2 separate regions of the Mus musculus genome follow, and region 1 is linked to region 2. The links are chromatin loops, found by intact Hi-C in ENCODE. Cell type or tissue: left cerebral cortex. All regions are shown on one strand. Each heading gives the region's core, and the rest is flanking DNA. Links, peaks and the distances in the headings are about the cores only.

The links. Peaks named below come from ENCODE experiments on the same cell type or tissue, not always from the same donor. Only the 100,000 strongest peaks of a DNase experiment are listed, where the experiment ranks them.
Region 1: it touches region 2 in a loop (2.5-fold over the local background); 12 of 42 quality-filtered maps call a loop at or near these places.

What each region holds. Positions count from the first base shown.
Region 1 is chr19:56,903,349-56,914,037 of GRCm38, reverse strand. Vwa2 (von Willebrand factor A domain containing 2) reads right to left here. Exons shown (of 14, transcript NM_172840.2): 9 at 10,516-10,571; 10 at 8,452-8,559; 11 at 7,076-7,648; 12 at 4,655-5,206; 13 at 4,223-4,348; 14 at 1,960-3,423. The coding sequence ends at 3,293. Afap1l2 (actin filament associated protein 1-like 2) reads left to right here. Exons shown (of 19, transcript NM_001177797.1): 19 at 630-1,684. The coding sequence ends at 656. Among named protein-coding and RNA genes, the nearest start is that of Vwa2, 34 kb to the right of the region's middle. In left cerebral cortex, for the core only: a CTCF peak has its summit at 5,419 (motif pointing right); a DNase peak (open chromatin) is centred at 5,397.
Region 2 is chr19:56,813,761-56,824,449 of GRCm38, reverse strand. Ccdc186 (coiled-coil domain containing 186) reads left to right here and starts at 2,251. Exons shown (of 16, transcript NM_170757.2): 1 at 2,251-2,462. In left cerebral cortex, for the core only: CTCF peaks have their summits at 4,496 (motif pointing right) and 6,984; DNase peaks (open chromatin) are centred at 2,198, 3,754, 6,122 and 6,451; H3K4me3 peaks cover 2,248 bases; H3K27ac peaks cover 918 bases.

The DNA of each region.
Region 1 (10,689 bases), core at 988-8,987, 90 kb before region 2:
TTGTGGCCCGGCCCGGGCTTTACCACTGATTAACCAGGAAAGTGCTTATATTTACCAAGTGTTCTTCCCAGTGAGCCTGAGGGCACCCCCACCCACGACCTCCCCACCACTCAGGAGTAGATTCCAGGGACAGGCTGTGACTGAAATGTTTCCAACCCAAAAGGTTTCTAACATCAAAACCAGAGAAGCCAGTGACAAAAGGCTCAATAAAGTAGAAACAGGACCTAACCCCATGACATAGTTTCTCCCCGAGGGCAAAAGGAGAAGGCTCTTTAATCTGTAACTCAGTACAGTAAGAAACTCGAGTGGAGTGACGTGTTGGCTTTGACAAGCTCTGCTCTTTGTTCCTGTCCTGTGCAGATGCTGAAAAAGTCAGACACCCCCACCCTCACCAATGATGAACTATTAAATCCATTTAATTGCATACGCCTCTACTGCCTCACCCCTGCAGACATCACTAATCAATCACAGCATTCGGCTGTGCTCCTCCTAGGGATGAGGCTAGCTCTGTTGGTAACTGCTTTGGAGCGACGTTAATTTTTCTTACCCTTTTCTACATACATGGCGGTAGATACAGTGGATAACTTTCTTTTGGGGGTGGGGTGGGGTGCTTTGTGTCTGTACTGTAGGAATGGGAGAAGAAAGGAGCCAGTTAGGAGACAAGAATTGCCTAAAGACTCTTATGTGACTGTGGACCTTGGTGACAATCCTGCTCTGGACAAGTCTTCAATAAAACAGCAACTCTGAGGAAAGGTGAGTCTGTTTACAAGACAAAGCAAGGGATGAGGCGCTCGCTGCAAACGGAGCTTCGGTTAAGAGAAGGCCCTGTCTCCTCCTCAAGCCAAAGGGATCCCAGCAGCAGCATCGTGGTGGCATCTTTGGAGTCGAAATCTACTGGCTGTCAATGAGACAATGTACCTTCCCTTTTCTTTTTAAAGATTTCATCCATCACTCAACTGTTTTACCAAGATTTTTCAGGTGTGAAAAAATGACCACATTGCTTCTGGTTATGAGAAAAATCTAAATTCCTGACCCCCTTATCTTTCATCCTGTATTTGGCAATGTTGAGGTTTAAATCATGCATTGTCTTCATGTTTGCCCAAATTGGGTGGGCTCCATGTGGTCTCTGATGGTCTTAAAGAACATTAGAACCCTGTAATCAGTAGAAGAGGGACATATTGGGAACCAAGCCAAGGCACTGACCCCCTTGGGGTCACTAAGGACTTCCCCCCAGTCCAGGAAAACTTTAAACAATGCTGTATTATATAGGGGGAAAATTCCTGTGTTTACAGACTGTCCTGTGGCCAGGCCACTTTTAAGAGTTGGTCAATTACCTCTTCATTACCATTGTAAAGATGTTTTAAATTTCTGGTCCCCTTGCAAGGAAAACAGCCGTGAATTAGCCTGTCTAGTCTGTCAGACTGGCAGCCAGTGCTGTCTTTATGTGCTGTCTCTCTGGGACAGCACTAGCACAAGTTGATACATTTCATCTGTTACCTGCCCCATTTCTGAGCATTTGGAACTAGTTACCTAACACTGGTTTCTGAAGGCTAAATGTTTTTACGCATATATTATTGTCTTTCTAATCCCAGGGCATTTATTTCCTGTATCATAAACACTTGGTGACCTTTATCAAGTGGTGAGTTAGAATTTTTTTTTTAAATAAAATGTTCATTGTATTTTGGGTTTCCCTTGTATTTCATGGCATGGGGCAAAGGTCTTGATTTTTTTACACACTGATATATACTATAAAAACTGGCAGAGCCACATAGGGAAGCCTAGTAAGAGACTTTCAGGCTCCTTAACCCAGTAACCTGAAAGAGAGCATTGATTGTGTAACTAACAAGGTTCCACACACAGGCAATTGAAAGCCAGACCTCGGGAGGTCAAACAGGCTCCTTAGCAGTTCTTAGGAGAAAAGAACCATACCAATTTGTAGAAGCCTGCCTAGGCAAACGATTAAGGACATAAATGTTTTATTTTATGTTTAAAAACCATCAAGACCAAATTCTGACTCCTTGAACATGGTACTGACAACCCAGAGTAAAGTAGAATATAACAGACCAGGACAGGAGTTTACAGGAAGGTACTGTGACTACAGCTGCACGGGTGTTTGGGAAGTCCTGGTGTTCCACGAAGACATCAGCACTATTCTGCTGTGACAATGTCTACATATTGGTTCGATGATTGAAATATAACAATACGTAAAGTTTACATCCCCAGTGTATAAATGTGAAGGAAGAAAATGTGGGTCAGAGACGGGGAGAGCATCCTGCAGACGTGGAGTAGCACCTCAGCCAGCCAGCCTGGCACACAGAACACAAACAGAGTTTACAGCATTGGCTGCACAAAGATACACACCCTTACCAATGCTTCTCATCTCCCAGAGCGCTACACATGGCTTCTTCTGAAAACCCAGCTTCAAACAGCACAAGAAAGGGGCAGGGTGGGGAAGGGGTGTGGGGGGAGACTGATGTGTTAGCGCTGCAGTTAAGTACCTAGTTTCCCAAAGATATTCCAAAGAAGCCTCGTTGCCAGCGGATACAGTCCTGATGGACGAACAACCAACCAATCTGTCTTGAGACATTACCGAGTGGGCGTGAGATGCACATTAAAACAGAGCAGCACAGTAAGCTTTGAAAGCAAACCTCCTGGGCAACCCCTCATCCCTCCCTTGCTGAGTTTGAGAAGTCTGCCCATCATTGCCACCACTAAGAGGAGGGCAGCACTCACTGCCACTCTCTCCTGAGTAATCTCTGAAAGGAAGCCCCTCTGGAGGCCGTTGCTCAGCGCCCAGACCAATCGTACACGGCTGTTCACACATGTCCCTCCCCTACGTGCAAACTGAGTAATTGGTCAAATGGCTGTCTGAGACCTTCCCAGGTCTCTCCCACACACAGATCTGGTCACCAGAAAACGTCACAAATGACACATAATCCCTTTGCAAATGAAATCCACAGGAGCTGTCTTTTGGAACAGGGAGAAACCCACTTTTTGCACCAATCACCAGGCGGTGAGCTCTGACAGAGTCTTCTTCAAAGCGCTACCACCTCAGGAACATCTGTCTAGCATCTGTGATGACCCTCAAGCAGGTCGTCAGATCTCTCTGGCCTGCCTCTTATCCTCAGGAAAAATGACAGGCAGCTTACCTCAGCAAGGTACAAACGGATTCAGGGGATAAATGCTGACGCAGTAGTCGTTCCCAACATCACCATAGCGACAGCTGCTACTGTCCCAAGCAGTGTCCCCTGTGGCAGAGCTGGAAGCTGATGCTCCAGGGCCCCCGGGAGATTTACTTGGCGGAGGACAGGGCCTTTCCGATTCTAAGATGCTTGGGAGCTTGCTGCGAGGGGGTTGGCCCTTGTAGTCCTGCAGGCTCTTGGTGGAAGCTACGTGCCATGGGGGCATCTCCTCTCAAGATGCCTAGGAAGGAAAGTGAATTCTGAGGGTGTCTGAGTCTTCGCCTCAGCAGGTAGCTACTTTGTGTCCTTTTTACAAGTCCATCCCCAAGTGAAAGGTATCAGATCAGTTTCCCACCCACCTGCCCCCACCTCCTCCTTGGCCACTGGAAGCCAGTGTGTACCAAGGGCTGAAAAGCCATGTCTTCTTGTCTTGATTTCTGCCTGATCTAAGGAGGCCCCAGTCTGTTACTTGTGTCTCCTTAAAGCAACTTTCTTCCCAAAGCCCTATTATCTCACCCCCCTCCAGCAGGCTGTTCCGCTCAGTCACTACAGATATTCAAGAAAGAATGGCCACTAGCTGCCATAATGTGTCTACCCATCTACACATCTCTGGCCTCACATCCTGTGACACTGTTACTGGTGCAGTGTTATGTTGCTAACCAAGGCCCACCTCCCCGCTGTCATGGCTATTTGCAATGCACGGAACTCCCAATGTAACATTCTAATAGTCCCAATAGTAATGGTATTGCAATAGTGACATTCTAATGCTCTATACTGTTACACTGCTCACTCTGTCTCCTCCCTAAAATGGAAGCTTCATAAGGGCAGATTATCTCTCTTATCCATCAGCCTGTATCTCCTACTCTAAACAAAACAAAACAAACAAAAACGGTCTGAGATATGTAAGACCCTTCCAAGTGTTTCATAGGGGAGTGAATAAATGATTAAATAACCCAACCTGCCTCCTGCTGAGTCTGTAGAACTCAGCAGGACTAAGGAGACCACCCCCATCTGTGCTTGAACAGTAGGGATCCACTCACGGTTCTCACAGTGGGGGCCTTCCCAGCCACCCCGGCACTCGCATCGGTAACTGCCGTTCTTCAGGACACAGGTGCCTTCATTCATGCATGGGCTCGGCTTGCAGAGGTTGACTGGCAGCCTGGCTTCTACAAAGGAGAATGTGCCCAGGTCTGGGTCAGACCCAAAACCCCTGTTCTAAGCAAGCTCAGCTCAATCTTACAGTCTGTGGGGCTGGGTTAACCTCTCAGTGTCACCCATGGACCTGCAGCAACAGCTTAGCACATGGTCGGTAACACTGGAGAAGTTTGTGGAGTTGTAGGGTTTAGCTCATAAGCTCACACACAGCCAAGTGGGGACTAGGGAGCTGTCCTCCTTATAGTAACATGTGTGAAGGTCAGGCAAAGGTCCTGTCTCAAGAGGGCCCTAACAGATGTGTTCTTATCCCCACTCACCTCTACATAGCCACTCGATGAGCATGTCCTGATGGTACGGAAGGTCTGTGTAAGCTGCCACATGGATCAGGGAGTCGCGTGGACCGGCAAGCCTCCGTACTGCCTCCCTGAGGACGGCTCCCACGCTCATAACCAAGACTGAGATGCCATTGCCTCTCAGCTTCTGGGCAGGGACAGCTGCATCTTCTGCCCCACTCCCGCCTGTGAGCATCACCACGGCCTTGGGGACACCGGGGCGGGCACCCCTCTGGACCGTCATCACCTTGTCCTCAATGTGCAGCAAGGCTGTACCAGCAGAACCCACACCCCCTAGGTAGGGAGCCTGGCTCATGGCCCGCAACACGGCAGCCCGGGTGGGATGGGTGTCTAGCCCGAAGGCAGTCTGCACCCGGCTGCCATATACCACCAGGCCAACCTGTGTCACATCAGGATTCACATCAAACCGGAGGGTGCATTTCCTGATGAAGCTCTGCATTTGGGCAAAGTTCTCACGTCCCACAGAGGCAGAGGCATCCAACAGGAAGACCAGGTCCAGTGACTGTGCCTGGCAGCCTGGAGGAGCAAGCAAAATAGGTCCCTTGTCTAGATCTGGCTGGTACAGCAGGGCTGTTCTGGGCTGGACAGAGTCCAGGCCAGCCAGTGTGCTGACTGCCCATGTAGCATCCACCCTCCTTACAATCACACTTCATCCTTCCTTAGAATATAGACATGAATACAAGTGGCTGCCCTGATGACATTCCCAGCTTCCTGCTGAGAATGGCCACTAGGGGGTGGCCGTGCTGTAGTCCCAATCGAAGGGAATGTAGTTTCTAAGCTTGAAACTATAAATTCTAACGTGTCAGTGGGAGCTGCTTGACCTCAGCCTCCCTCCCTCATCTTTTTTTTAAATCCTTGCTGGCTTAGAAATGGTGACCTTGGGCCGCAGCTCTGAAGCCATGCGAAGCCAGGTCACTCACCTTTGATCTTTGAAAGAAGGACCCAGCATATGGGATTTTGAAGGCCCTAACAGCAGCAGGTGCGGCTGTACTTTCGCCTGCCTCCTTACATCACGCAGTGCCTGCCCACTGTGCACAGGGCTCTGCTATTATATCAAATAGGCTGATACCTGCCATCTATGGAGTGGTGATTTAGGACATATGGGTAGGAAATGAACACAAATGTGGAATAGAGCCAGCAACACCATGGGAAAGAAGGGGCTAAAGGGACAGCAAGACAAGATGTGACTAGGAAGGTGCTCAGGGAACCCTGGGGAGGAGAGAGGTGAAGCTAACTGGCAGGCAGGATGCTTCTTAGCAGGGAGGCAGCTTCCTCAGTCTTCCAGTGTGTGCGAGAGCAGCAGCCAGACAGGAAGTACTCAGAAGCTGGTGGAAGGGGCTCGGGTTTCTTTCAGCCACATGGAGAGCCACTGGGATGGTTTAAATACGGAGTCAAAGGGTCTGGTGGTCTGATAATGTTAGCTTTTAAAAACCACACTGGACACAAGGAAAATAGAGAACCTGCCACAACCCCCTGGGGAGACAGGCCTGCTAACTCCCCTGTGAGGGCAATTTCTGGCGTTGGGAACAGGAAGACATCAAGTAAAAGCTAAGGAAATCTGAGCAAAGGTAGACTGTACTAAGTAACAATGTATCGATTTTGGTTTGTTAAATGCAACAATGACCTATCCTAATGGATGGATACATAATGGAACTCTCTGCAATTGGCAAGTCCGTTATATATATATATCTGCCATAGGAGACTGGCCTAGAGGACAGGATACAAGGGGCATGACAAGCCTCATCACCATTTTACAGAAGGGGGACTCTCACCTCTGGGGACCATCGCCAGTAACGCGGTTTGGGGATGCTAAGTCCCACATGAGGCTCTTCCACTTAGCTCCCCAGGGAAGCACTGAAGTGCCCTCTTACCGATGTGTTCCAGCTCTGACATCTCGGGTACTAGCCCAGCCGCTGCATGGCCCTGCTTAGTCCCAGGGCTACCATTTCCCCACTGAGTGCTGCTCACAAGCTCAGCCTCATAGGAAAGGAAACAGAATGAGCAGAGAAGTAGAGAAGGTATCACAGCATGTTCGCTTTGGTTGTGTTCGAGTGTGCAGCAACAAGTGTGTGTGTGCATGTGTACATGTGTGTGTTCTAAGAATACACGTCTCTGACTCAGAACTCCTTAAGACTAATAACAATGATCAAGTGTGATTAGTAACAGTACCTATAATCAGGTGCACGCTTAGACATGCTGAGTGTACTTGCTTAGGCTTGTCTTATCTGGTCCTCACAAGAAGTCCCCACAGAGTTCTACACTCAGGCCCCGATCCTAGTTCCCAGCACAGGCACTGAAGGAAAGAATGGCTGGTGGTGCCAAGAAGACAGACAGACGGACCTGTCTACTGACAAGCCAGCCCTAGGTTAGGCTGCAGAGTTTTACCTGGCCGTGGCTGGCTGCATAGCCTCCTCTGCAGCTCTGGGATTTGGCTGAACAGGTCCTGAGGGTCTGTGTGGACCATCACATGCTTCGGGCTACCGGTGATCTTCACCAGCTCCGCCTGCAGGATCTCACTGCCCACGCCCAGGAGGAGTAGCTCCCGAGCCCTTGCGTGAGCTGCTGGCCCAGACACCTCATCCTGGGAGCGTGATTCAGTGAGCAGAACTACTACTCTGCGTGGCCTGTCCTGACCAGTCCTGCTGGCACTCCCAAAGCCGTGCTCTGCCACCTGGAGCAAGGCACTCCCGGTTAGGGTCGGGCCACCGCTGAAGGGAATGCTGTCAAGGCTCCTGATCAGGTCCGGCACATGCTGGTACTCCCCGACGGGCACCGCCACCATTAGATTCCTGCCATAACTGGCTATCCCAACGCGGGCTCGGGAGTCCTCCCTCAGCACGGCCTGCACAAAGCGCTTGACAAAGGCCTTGGCCCTCCGGAAGCCCCCCAATGTGGTGCCTGCAGAACTGTCCAGCAGGAAGAGGACATCGATTCTGCATTCCAGGCTCAGCTTCGGGGCTGTTGGAATCACAGTGATACGCACTGTCACCTGGGGCCGCTGCAGTGTGCAGACCAACCCCACTCTAGATATCTTTAAGCCACTTCAAGCACAAGAAACCTCCCAGAAAGATGCTGGAGCAGAGGGACTCAAGCCCCTAAGTATCCAGTGCTTGCCAGAGACTCGGATGTAGAATGCTTCCTGCCACCTTGCTGAGGGACACAGTCCAAGTGCTTTGTATAAAGCAGAATGAGTTTAGCCTCCAACTTTATTTCCCACTGTCCTTGAGGTCCGAGATGTCTTTGCCAGCTTTTAAGATCACAGAGACACGCTCCTATATTTCTTTTAGAAGCATCCCTAGGTTTGACGTATATACGATTTACTTTTCCTATATGGATTTCCAATGAAGGCACCGCACACATGTGTAAGTCACTTACCGAGTGTGCTGGGCGCTGTGCTAAGTACTTTACATAACCACAGCTCCCCATAAGCCGAGGCTTATAGAATCTTCACTGCATGGATTTAAAATCAAAAGAAGTTAGGCCTTCTTGCTCCTTTTCCTCAGAAGGGGTGAAACAAGCCATAGATATGCTCAGACATTAGGCAGCAGCTATGTGACAGCTCTGCCGGGTGCCACTATTTGGATTAACAGAGTGTCTGAGGCCGCACCAAATGACAGATCAGTGGGCTATGGGGAAAGAAGGTGGGTTGATATTCTATCCATTGCTTTCTACTCAGCAGGGAGCAGGGGACAACAGGAAGCATGAACCCAGGCCTCGCCTGCTCCCAGTGAGTCAGTCTGGGGAATCCCAAGTATACATACCACAGTTGACTTCCCCTCCGAATGCCAGTGGGCAGAGACAGTGGTACCTATCCACACCTTCTGGAATGCACGTGCCTCCATTTTGGCAGGGCTGGGAGTCACAGGGGCCTACCAGAGAGATACCCGTTAAAAGCCAAGATGACAGGCAGAGAGGGCAGAGTACAGACTGAAGGTTGCTCCGGTGTTGTGCTCACACCATCTGGTAGGGAAAGCAGCAAAGCTCTCACAGCGAATACTCAGAGGAGGGACTCCGTGCAGCTGGAAGACCTTGGTAGGGCCCGTGCCAATTGGGTCCAATGGGTCCATGTTGCTGTGCTCCCTCTGTGGTATCAGGATGCTGGCCATCATTATCCAAGGCTTCTGAGAAGGCCCAGAGGGGCCCAGGGTTGCCATAACGACTGACTTGTGTTTTACCTGAGTTTTCTAAGGATGATGACCTCCATAGCAACAAGGCGAGGGCATGGCTGTGGGCCGAAGGGCCCCTCTCTTTGTTCAAAATCGACCTGGGGTTGCCTAAGGCTCCTGCCTCATGGCACAGAGAGCCATGAGCTTTTACGCCGGGCAGTCAGGCAGCCCAGTGATGAACGTAGCCACCTCTGCCTCTGTGGCCATCTTAATTCATTTTCCCAAGCTCTGTCCTCCTCACACTTCTCCCACAATCAGCGGACACAAAGGAATCTGTGGGACCACCTGGTATGAAGCAAACGCTCTGGAGAGAGGCTAAGACATTTGCTTTTGAATGTGCACTGCATAGTGTGGGTGATGCCTCCTCAAGGCTGGTGTGAAACACAGGAAAGCCAGCAAACGCCAAAGCAAGGCCCTTCTGAAGTGTCTGGCCGATGGTACCCTGTAGCCACGAACTGCTCGAGTTCCCTGCTCCTTATCATTTATTAAAATGAAGTTTAACACCCTCCCCATGGTCTTCCTCCCAAAGTCACAAAGAACACAAAGTATCTTTTTGCACTTGTGCAAGCTTACAGAATAGCTAGCTCAGAGTGTCACCATTAGGACCGGCAAGCATTTTTTCTTCAAAACACCAGCATATTACCATTTACTAGCCACATTACTGTGATTAAAGATAGTCTGATCAGCTGATACTAGCAGCTTGAGCATCATGGGGAATTCTCGGGGGGGGGGGGGCTCAGGAACTATAGCCACAGGATCTACAGAGGCCTTTGACTAAGTATCAGCCATGGGGATGAGGGCTGTGTTAACCACAAAGCAAGGTTCCATTCTATCCTCCCTCGTAGCCACCCTAAGAACGGAGACAGGAAGCAGGAAGTCTCACTGAGGTCAGGTGACAGGCCAGGTGACTGGTCAGGGCAGAGCAGGGACTCAAGCTCAGGTCTCAGGGTCCTCATTTTCTGAACAGCCATGGCCTCTGAATTAGTTTCTCCTTCATATCAGGGACCAGTAATGGGGGCTTCAGTACTTGGAAAGGATGTGTCCAGGGGCTTGCCTGTCCCAGGCTTGCATCCCTTGCTCCCTGCCTGGAAATGCTCCTTCCCTCACTGGGGGAGGTGGCAAACCCAGAAAAAGACAAACACCACACAGGGTGGTTTGTGCTTGCAGGACAGTGGGAGGGCAATGAGGGCGCCCTGGGGACCCTGGTGTATGGTGCTTAATAGTGTTGATAATTCTTCCTGCTTGGGAATAATAAAGGGATCTCAGTAGGATCCCATGAATGAGGCTACCGTGCACAGTGGCAGAGAGAAGCTGTAGACCGCAGGCAAATGTAACTCCACTTGACCACGGTGAAAACGCTCAGGCATCTCCCCAGGTTTAACATTAGACATAAGGCATCCATGAAGTTGTTCCTCGGTGTGTTTCTCACCCACAAAAAGCACATTGGTTAATGGGGTAATTCCAAAGCCACCAGTCCACCCGCAGCAAAGTTATACCATTGAGCAGATGGAGGGAAAGAATAACAGAAGCACTCTTTGGCCAAACACCCACCCCTCCTGCCCTGGGATTAACCCCAACCCCACATCTGCTCAGGACTCTCAGGGTCCCTCTATAAATCAGTCTCAAAGAGAGTTTGTGGGTCAAAGAGGCAAACCATACCTGGACAGATGGTTCTGTAGCAGTTGGCAGGGTGTGTCTGGAACACTCTCTTCCAGCTACAATTCAAGAAATGCAGTGGTAGGATAAGTGAAGGTTTCAGAGATCCCAGCACTAAACGCTCCTTTCCTGCTTGAGACTATCCGGACTCTTATTTGTAGATTAAGTAGGGCAAGT
Region 2 (10,689 bases), core at 996-8,995:
AAAATAAATCTCCAATTTCATCGTGATATTTCTAAATCCAAATGTAGGATTGCTGTAACTTTAGCTTGTTCAAAACCGATTTTTAATGATGGCTCTTAAACACTTTAGCCTCCCTTGGAGCCCACCACCCACCAGAGTTAGTGGAAAAGAAAGGATATGGGGGTTGTGGGGGGAGAGTGGACCTGTTTAGAAAGGTTCTTTGGAGCAACTCCCATCTGTGTTGTCAGGAAATCATCAGTTCACTTCACAGTTCAAAGACAGCAGCAGCTCGATCCACGTGCAAACACTTCACAGACACACCAGCAGTTCAGTTCAGTGGAGTCAGGATAGCAAGCAGGAAATCAGCAGCGGTGGCACGACCTAGCAGAGACAGCCAGGCCCCAGCCTTTGCTTTAGCATCCTCTCCTGTGTCTGCTTCAGGGAAACATTCCTTCACTTAGCCTTTCATGCCTGTGTCCACTTTAACGGAACACTCCTTCATGTGTTTGCCCCAGCAGAACACCATCCAGCACGTTCCAAAGAACCCTTAGCGTTTCCACTTCAGATTGCAGCGTTTCCATCTCATCTCTTTGGTTTTACACCTGTATTTCTTCTCTCTTATGATTTAAAAAATTAGTTTCCCAGACATGCTTAATACATTTTCTTACCAGTTATAAGTTCTGAAGTACATTTCAGAAATAATGCTAATGTTACTTCTAACAATATGAACAGATAAACAACTCAGTGTGTCTTCCCTCCTTTTGGGATAACATACCTTACTAGGAATGTTTAAAGTCCAGCCATTCTTTTCAAAGTAAGAAAACCTATGTATGTCTGTATGAATGCATGCATGTATGTATATACGTATGCATTTAGGAAAAGGGTCTCCTGCAGGCTAAACCCTAAGTGGTTCCTACTTGCACCTCCCAAATGCCTGGATAACCATTGTAAGCCACTACTCCCGGCTCAACCCATAGTTAGGGTCTCATTTCTGTGAATTGACACTCTTCACACCAAGGCAACTCTTATAAAAGACAACATTTAATCAAGGCTGGTTTTACAGGTTCAGAGGTTTAGTCCATTATTATCACGCTGGGACGCACAGCAGTGTGCAGGGGGTTGAGGGTTAGGGTTAGAGACAAAGAGCAGAGAGCTCTACCTCTTGATTGGAAGGCAGCAAGGAGGAGACCGAATATGTCTCACACTGGGTGTAGCTCAAGCATTTATATGAGAGCTCAAAGCCTTCCTCCACAATGACATACCCTGTCCAACAAGGCTACACCTCCTAATAGTGCCACTTCCTATGGGCCAAGCATTCAAATACATGAGTCTATTCAAGTCACCACCGCACCTTAATTGTAAAACGTACTGTAATACATTACCATAATTTGAGGAGGGAGTTGTCATTTTCTGATTAAAAAAAGACAGAGGGTTAGTAATATACCACATTGAAGATTTTCCTCCTCAGCAATTATGAAAGTAATTTAACAGTAATATGCTTGGATTTACAAACTTGCCACTGAAGACGAGTCTTAACTATTTTCACTTACAACTGTCTACACGGCCCAGAACTTTAACACATCTTTTCTCCGGACAGAGGTGGTTTGCAAAACCTCCAGACTAAAACTGCTCACCTTCCCTACCTCCTCCAACTGGGCTTAGTCACTATAATATACAACCTGCGTGCAACCATGCAACCGGATGGGTTACGCAGCCCAGGCAGGCTTAGGTCCTCTGCGTGGAGCACACTAACAAGCTTACTAGTAAACAATGGCACTCGGTGCCACTTGGAGATCCCAGGTCAATTATTATTATGGAAACCCTGCAGAGCTCTCTCCCAGAGATGAAGCTCGCATGCCCAAGTCAGCTGCTCCTGCGGACTTGGCTCACCCACAGGCAGCGCAAAGTTTGCACCATCAGAACCGGGAAGCCACAATCTCTAGTTCTCTTTTATTACTTTATGCCACTGACTCATTAGATGACCGGCCAAAGGGTGAAGAAAAAAAGATGGCAACTTCCTTCCGATAGAAAGCACCGGCTTGGGACGGGAAAGGGAAAGAGTGGCCCAACCGGACAACAACAGCCTGCTACAGCCTCCTTGGGCTTAAGTGGAGGTGGCACGGAGATGCTGGGCGGGGCCTCTAGAAACCGCGAGGACTGGAGGCGGCGCCTCGAAAACCACGCCCGCCTCCAGGTGCTTAACGTCACGCGGTCCGCGCCGCGCTGATTGGCTCGTTCAGGGAGCCCCGCCCCCTCAGCTGTAGCCGCGCCGGCTTAGGCGTCGCCGCCATCTTTGTTGATGTGTCAGCTCCGCAGGGGTTTTGGGGGAAAACCTCCGCTGAGAGCCCGGGATCTGCAGTGGTCTCCGCGCGTGACTTCCTCACCCACTCCGCGTCGGCTACACGCCGCCATGGGTTCGTCGGCCCTGGAGCCGGAGCTCCATCGGCCTCGCTAGGGTGCGGCCCGGGGCTGGACGACGGACGGTGAGTGGCCGAGGGGCGTCCGGGACGGGCGCGCTCGGGGAGCGCTGGTCTGCGCGCGTGGACGTGACGGGGTGGTAGCCCCGGGCTGTACGCAACTCCGCGCGTGGACGTGACGGGGCTGGCGGGGCCCTCGGGGGGCTGTGCCCGGAGGCGCGGCCGCTCCCCCGCCGCACCAGCGCGGTATCTCCGGGGACGCGGTCCGCAGCGTTCGGCTTTTCCAAAGATCCCGATGTATTTTCATATATTTTCACCTTGGTAGGGAAACCATTTCAGATTTCTCTCTCCCCTTCTACCTATCCTCAAAGTAGCAATCCCAGGGAAACAGCGCGCGGGGAGAATGATGGCTCAGCTGCCAACAATTCGTAACTTGTTACAATATTCACATCTTGATTGTTATTTAGAGAGGAGACTCGGGTTTGTACGCAGAACACCTGGGTTAGAGTCAGAAAAGACTACAGTAAAAAAATATGACAGCGAACCAGAAAAGATGTCTCAGACCCAGTGTCACGCACGGTCCTTTGATGTCCCAGCCTTTTCCTTTCTTCTGAAGTGGTACACAGGGTGCTTGTCTGAGGAAAAGATGAAACAAATCAGTTATGACAGTGTTTCAAAGTGCACGTGTAGCCAGCCATCCCAAGGAAAATCGGTCTGTTAAGTGTTAGGTTTATTAGCGTGGATGTGGCCTTTGTGCACTTAATTGTGAAGGAGATTAAGGACCCAGAGACAAGTGATACTGAAACGGATGCGTCTTGTGTATCAAGTCCACCGTGTGCAGCTACTTTTTAGCTCTTCGTTAATTAATGGTTACACAAATGAAACAACAGTAATGATTGGCCTACTTCTTTTATGGTTCCTTTTTGGTCTTCCCATGTTCCCATGTGCAGATTTTGGGCAGGCCATAATCTTGTACTGTTGCACCAAGGCCTTCCTTCTCCTTTGTACAGGGTAATAGGTAAGTATGACTTTGGAAGGCTACCAGAAGACACAGGGACTGTGTTTAGTTTTTTTGAAGGCCTTTTCTAATTTAAAACAATAGAAACTTAAGGTGTTTGATTGAGAACAGGTTCCATGGAGTAAGGGTGACATTTCCCAGTCTGATTTTTTTTTTTTTTTCCAGACTGAAATCCTGAGTGGTAGAAGAAGGGGCACTCATAAACCTTTAGTTCCTTCACACAGGAACCAAAGACTTATTCTTTGATGCTGTGCAGTGCGGCAGCATGGCTGCTGCTGATTCCTTAGTGTGTTCAGTCCTGAAAGTGACTGTGATGAACAGAACACTCAGCCCAGCTCTCTGAGGAAGCTGTGATGGTTGGGAGCCCAGGCAGCCTCACTGAGAAAACTGTCTTTCCGTTTGACAGCATCTACCCTGGTTTACAAAAGTCATTCAACTCACTGTAAAGAAAGAATATTCAACTTCAAATTCTGCTTTGTTTGTTTGTTTGTTTTTAATAATAAAACTAAAATTTTTCTTTTATTTTTTTTGTCTTTAAATGACTAAGGTCAGGTTTTGATTTTTCTCATAAACATCACTTCATTTACAATAGTTTTATTTAGTATTTATTTTAAAAGCAGCAACAGGATAGATAATTTAGACCTACAAATGCTCCTGTAATCTTACACCATTTCAAACTTATTTGAACTTGCTTAATGGAGAGTTTGCATCCAAGAAGTAAACTATTAGGTAAAGGGGCAGTAGACACCAAGAGCAGAAGCAAACTCTAGGATACTGCCAACTGTCTTGAGCGTAGTGGAAGCAAACTCTAGGATAATGGTAACTGTCATGAGTGTATTTCTTAAAGCTTGAGCTGGTCATTCATTGTAGGCTTATGTAGTAAGTACTAAATAGGTGTTGTTTTTAATAAAACTTAAATCTTACCAAATTAACCAAATTCAGGCATAAGTACAACTCTTTTAGTAAATGTAGAAATTCTATTTAATTGAATTCATTTTTCTGATATTTGGTTTTCATATTTTTTTTAAAGATTTATTTTATATATATATCAGTAGACTGTCACTGTCTTCAGACACACCAGAAGAGGGCATCAGATCCCATTATAGATGGTTGTGAGCCACCATGTGGTTGCTGGGAACTGAACTCAGGATCTCTGCAAGAGCAGTCAGTGCTCTTAACCGCTGAGCCATCTCTCCAGCCCCATTTTCAGATTTTTTTGAAAGAACGGTTAAATAAAAGTACTTACGTTTTTCTCAGACTTTATTGCAGTTGATACATTCTGTACAAGTCGCTTCAAGGTAGAGTTCTGTATTAATGTTATGCCTCAATACTTTAAAAGCCATTTTAGAGTCTAAAGTACCCAAACCATGGTTGCCTGTTTCAGAGGTGAGAGTGTTACTGCTGCAAGATATCAGCTATCCAGTGTCTCACTGAAGATACAGTAGGGGAAACTCAAGAAGACAGGAGCAGCTGTGGGCTGTGTGCCGTCTGTGTGACCGTTAGAGAGCTGAGGCAACTTAGTACATTCAAACTGTAGTTGGGCTTGATGCTGACTCTGAAGTCTTCCTTCTTGGAGAACCAGTTCTAGAGATCTTTGAAACAACAGTCTTAGCTTTCTCCTCTTAAAGTAAGACTGGGTCTAGGCAAGCTTGCCTTCTGTGAAACCCCAGTCCCGGCTCTTTGCATCCGGGAAATGTGACTGACTAGTATTTCTTACACAGCTTCTCTTCTGTTTCTCTGCTTTGTTATTTTAGTTTAAAAGCTTAATCTAGCAAAGTGTGTCAGCATTTACTATTTAGGGATTATGAGGAGATACTGATTGGATGCTTTTTGATTTTTTACTTTTGACTTGAGATGACGGGCCAGAATTTTGCTAGAGCTGATAGGAAAGGAAAGGAAGTGACTTTAGTTATGCTACTTTCAAACCCCTTGGGAAATATGCAAAGACTGTCTTAAAGTATTTATATTTTCTTACAAAGGACAGGAAACCATTTTATTGACTTAAATAAGTGATCTCCCAAGCCTCGGTTGCATATGTCAATGCATACTAGAGAAGGGTGGGTCTACAGCTAGAATTATTGGGGGGCGGCGGAGTGGTGCAAAATCTAAAAATTATAAAAAATATTTGAACTAAGATTATTCAACTGGATTTAAAGCCAAGCCTTTATCCTGAAATGTTGGTTTGCTTTATACTGCTACAGTGGGAAGGATTCTGATCTGTGGTCTCAGCATTTCACAGCAGCAAAACAAAGATTTAACAGGCTCAGTATTAGTCAGACTGTACCTGAGGCCTGCACCTGAGGGTGCCTGTTTTATTTTGCACCATGTTCCAATGCCTACAACAGCGTCCATATGGAAAAGCTGCCCTGTGCATGTTTGGCAGGTGAACACTTGGGACTTTATTTTTGAGTTGGTTCCTCTGCATGATGCTCATTTGATGACTTGTTACCAATTATCTGTAGATTGAATTCAGTTTCTATTTATAGTTTTGTGAGCCAGCCTACGGTTTTGTTCTTATAGACTAATTATGGGAAACCAGAAATAGTACTGAAAGCTGTTAGTGTTTTCAGTTATGTAGTTTTGTGTGGAATAACTTTCTAGAAATCCGAGTGTGTTCATTAAAGAATGCAAGAGGCTCTGGGATAGTGCTTGGCATGGCGCCTTTTTGCTGGATGGCTGCAGCTGCTGCACTGCAGTCAGATCGCCCAGTTCCCACTGCCACAGGCCTGTACTGCTGTGTCAGCGACAGAAGGACTATGGGGACAGCGAGGGATTGGGAGGAATTTTGTGATTACAGGTGTTTTTCCTCAGAAGCAACAGTTATTACAAAGTCAGAATAGCAGTGCATGTCGTAATCAGTGAGCACACTTACTGTGTGTATCTGTGTGTGTCTCTGACTGAGGTTGGTCTGTACCAGCACTTGAGGCAGGCTTGCAGCTCTTCCCTACGTTTCCTGTTTCCTCCTTTTGTAGCTTACTGGTAGTAGGCTGTTTAATCTTCCATAATTTTCACGACAGCATTCCTTCTAAAAAAAACCCAAATTCTTGGACAGTATCCAAATTGCTGTACATGAGCGTCGCTAACTGGGGATGCCTGTAGGGAACTCGGCTGACGTTCCTGTCGCCTAGTTAGTGGTGGACAGATGAGCTTCTCATGAGGTCGATTGGTTTCTGTTTGCACAGTTCTTACATACTCCTTGGTGTTGCCTTGCTACATATGCAAGCACAGGTCCTCTGTAACATGTTTTCCTCTGGTCTCCTGTCAGTATTCACTGGGACATCAACAAACAAATGTGCAGTTGTAATGGTTCTCAGATGCCAGTTTGTATAATGACCCTTTTACAGGTCATGACTTACTGAGAGACACTGTGTAAGTTTCTTGTCTTTTAGATTTAGTCTTTAATTGATCAGACACACAAAACAAATTCTAAGCTTGGGTAAATAGCTTGTTTTGTTTGGATTTGTTACCTAGATGAAGCTCCTGTAGACTGTAAGACAGGTTTGTTGTTCTGCCCTGTCTGTACACTAGAAGTCTCCCTACAGCCTGCCCACTAAATGCTGTCCACCCCACATCATTTCAGAGAGCCAGTGGGTTCCTCTGTCTTTGTGAAGCACTGAGGAGTATTTGCAAAGACGGTAGTAAATGTTGTGCAGAGTGCATTTGCTAGGTTTATCTGTTTATTACTGTTCTTGTTTGATCTTACAGAAGTTTCAATTCTGAGTAAATTTTCTTGCAGTCATTTAAAAGGTGGCTGTCTCTTCAGAAGGGTCAAGAAAGGCCGTATCTTCTCCATGAGTGTAGGCAGTGTGTTCCACTGTACAGGTTGCTCTTGTGTTTGTAGTAGGGATGGTTTGAAGAAAGATAGGGCATTAAGTCCTCAAACGTAATCAGTCTCTGGGTAGACTGAAAGGAAAAACGGGGCAATCCATGGACAGTGTGCGCAGTGGGTGACTTGGTGGAGCAAGACATTGCAGTAGAGCAGCAGCACTTTCTGAATGTGGGCAGAGATCAGGTTTGGAAACTTATATAACTGCTTTACTCAGGAATCGTAGTGATTTCATTAAAAGAAAATAGGAAAAAAGGAGGGGGGGGGGCGGGCGGATCCTATTCTCCCTGAAGAAAACTTGAAACTCTTAGCCCCTAACTGCTTGATGTATCAGTGTCTGCCTAACCCTCCTCCCAAGAGAGACAGGCTTGTGTCTTTTCTCTGGCTGGCCTCTGTAGAGTGGAGACAGGCTTGTGTCTTTTCTCTGGCTAGCCTCTGTAGAGTGGAGACAGGCTTGTGCCTTTTCTCTGGCTAGCCTCTGTAGAGTGGAGACAGGCTTGTGTCTTTTCTCTGGCTAGCCTCTGTAGAGTGGAGACAGGATTTCATTACCTGAAACTTTAAAGAAGGGAGAGGCTGGTCTGGGTGCATGACTTGAGCTGGCTGTTTGATGACTGAAGAGGAGCTAAGTGTGGGACAGTAGTGTAGCTTCCTAGCCTGCACACTTGCTCTCTTACCGTGGAGGGGTCACTTCATGACAGCCAGGATACTACATACTTCATCACTTCTAAATCTGCTGATTTGTCACTTCCCTTAGCAAGCCTGTCTCACCCCCATGACTGTCACAAATAATCTGCCCTTCTGTTATCTACTTTGCCCTTTGATTTGAGATTATCGAAAGAGAATTGAATGAGATCAAGAAACTAAGTGTTCCAGGTGTGAGACGAGGCCTAGGCTGGGTTGAAGGGAGGGGATAGCATCAGAAAAGCAGGAGAACAATTGCTTAATAGATTAATAGATTCCGAAAGCAGCGGGAGCAAAGGGAGATGTTTGTTGACCAAGCACATGATGCTGTGCATGGGTACTCAGTTACAAGTACTAGCGGCAGGATTGAGGGTTAGCCAGCTTGAGTTTAAGACTTTGGAGAAAGCTCCAATAGGAGCACCTCTTCAGGTAGACTAATATAGCATGAAGAGGGGATAGACAATTCCATGTCTGTAACTCAGGGTGCAGGACTGGAAACTCTCATCTAGGCATCAGCTATGAGTTACTGCTTCAGTCAGCTCACTGGGTAACTGCTATGAAGGGAGAAAGAAATGAATGAGCCCTGGAGACCAAGGAAGCAGAATGAAAGGATGTGGGTTTTTGTTGACAAATCATGACACACAAATAAAACTCTTAAAGTTGTTGATCAAATGTCTTTTTACTTAACGGAATGCTGGGGAGTCACAATGCCTTTGTCGTCTGTTCTCTTCTGAAGGCACTCCTTATCTGCCAGCCAGCGCGTACTCGTCTGCTGTGAGTTCAGCCTCTGTTGGTACAACAGCAGCAGTTATGGTGTTTAAAGCCACTGCAGGTTTACACTTGTAAGATTTTAACTTTAGCAGTAGCGTAGTATATCTTACATTTACTGTGTATCATACCACATGTGGTACCTTTAAAGAGCTTCACTTTGAGTGAGCTGTATATTGTATATCATATCACAGGTTATATCTTTAAACAGAGTCACTTTGAGTGAGCTAGTTTGTAAGTTGCTCTGAGGCTAGTGTACCTGCCTGAGATTCATTTTTTTTTTATTCCAAGATTTTGGAATAAATTACTGAGATTTTCAAGTGTTCACTGCATTTATTTGTCTGGTCTAACGTCTTTACTATCAATACCAGCTTGCTTGCGAAACGTATACAGCACGGTGGTGGTCATTTGTGTCATTTGGAGGAGGTAGGTGATACATGATTAAGTGATTGGGAGCCTAGGTTCTAAAAGTCTGCAGTAATCGTTGTCTCCACAGGTGGTCCACAGGAACAGCATGCTTGACAGACAAGATGGCCTTTTCTTCCTTACACTTGACTCTTTTCCGCAGTCCTGGGATAACGTTCTTCAAGCACTAGCCTTACTTATTTTATGCAAGCTTTAGGTCAGCAAGAATTTGAGGGGTCACTGGGTGCTGGGACTCATACAGTAAAATCAAACGGTGTACAACAAGTCTTAGGATTTATTATAATTCACCCTTAGCAAAATCCCCTCCTGCTTAGTGCTGAGGGGTCTATGCAGCCAGTCATCTCTTCTTGTCTCAGTGTACTCTGATCATCGCCTTTCTTAAAGCTTGAAGTAAGCATGTGCTTTCCTGTTATAAAATGGACTCTTTTTTTTCCCATGTGTATACGTCAGAGCAGAATTCCTTATTAGAATTGCAGTTTAATCTCATCTCTGGTAACTCATCTGCCTGTCTGTGCACTGTTAAAGCATGGCCAAAGTCACAGGCAGTTTTTTCATTGAGACCACTAGGTTTTTTGTTGTGTTTTTCAAGACATCGTTTCTCTGTGCAGCTCTGACTGTCCTGGAACTCGCTCTGTAGGTCAAGCTGGCCTTGAACTTAGAGATCCACCTGCTTCTGCCTCCTGAGTATTGGCATCAAATGTGTACACCATGAACTACTGCCTGGCTGGATTTTTTTTTTTTTGTATTAAATTTTATTTTTCATTATGTGTATATGTGTGTCAGGGTTAGGGGATGTGCATATGAGACCAGTTCCAGAGGAGGCAAAAAGAGGGCGACAGATCCTCTGGAACTGAAAGTACAGGCAGTTGTGAACTGCCCACCACAGGTGCTGGGAGCTGAACTTGAGTCCTTCACAGGTGCTGGGAGCTGAACTTGAGTCCTTCGTAAGAGCAGTATGCACTCTTAACTGCTGTACCATCTCTCCAGCCTCTGGTGGAAGATTTTGTATTCTGTATGTCAGAGAAAAATTTGAAGTTGACTAATTTCCCATAAAGAAGAGAGAGGAGGAACCTTTGTAAATAATGTAATAGCTAGCGTCTTCTCACCTAGTCAAATGAAATGTTGCTCTTACTGACCTAGACAGGGTAGATTTGCACTGAAGAGAATGCTTATGCTTACTTAGAAACAAGCAGGGGAACGCCCCAGGCCCCTGTCAGGGGGAAGCTGCCCCTGGCACACACAGGTCAGTCCCCGCTCGGTCTGCACTGAAGCAGGTCCTGGTTCTAGGTTTCCTTCTTGGTGAGCTTTGTCATCACTCGCTGGTGTCCTGCTCTGAGACCGCTGCCTAATGCTTTAGCTGCTGTCCTTTTGCCCATCTCCTTAAAGGGCTTAAGTAGTGTGTGCCCACAGAAGGGGGCCATTCTCCTTCCTAACCTTCCCATGACATGCTCTGCCCCTTAACTAGAGAGGCCAGCTGGCCCATGACAGAAAAGAGGGGGTCACTACGGTGACCCCACTGGTTGTGTCCACTCTGGGTATCTCTCTTCTGTCTCTAGGGGAGGCCCTTATTAGAG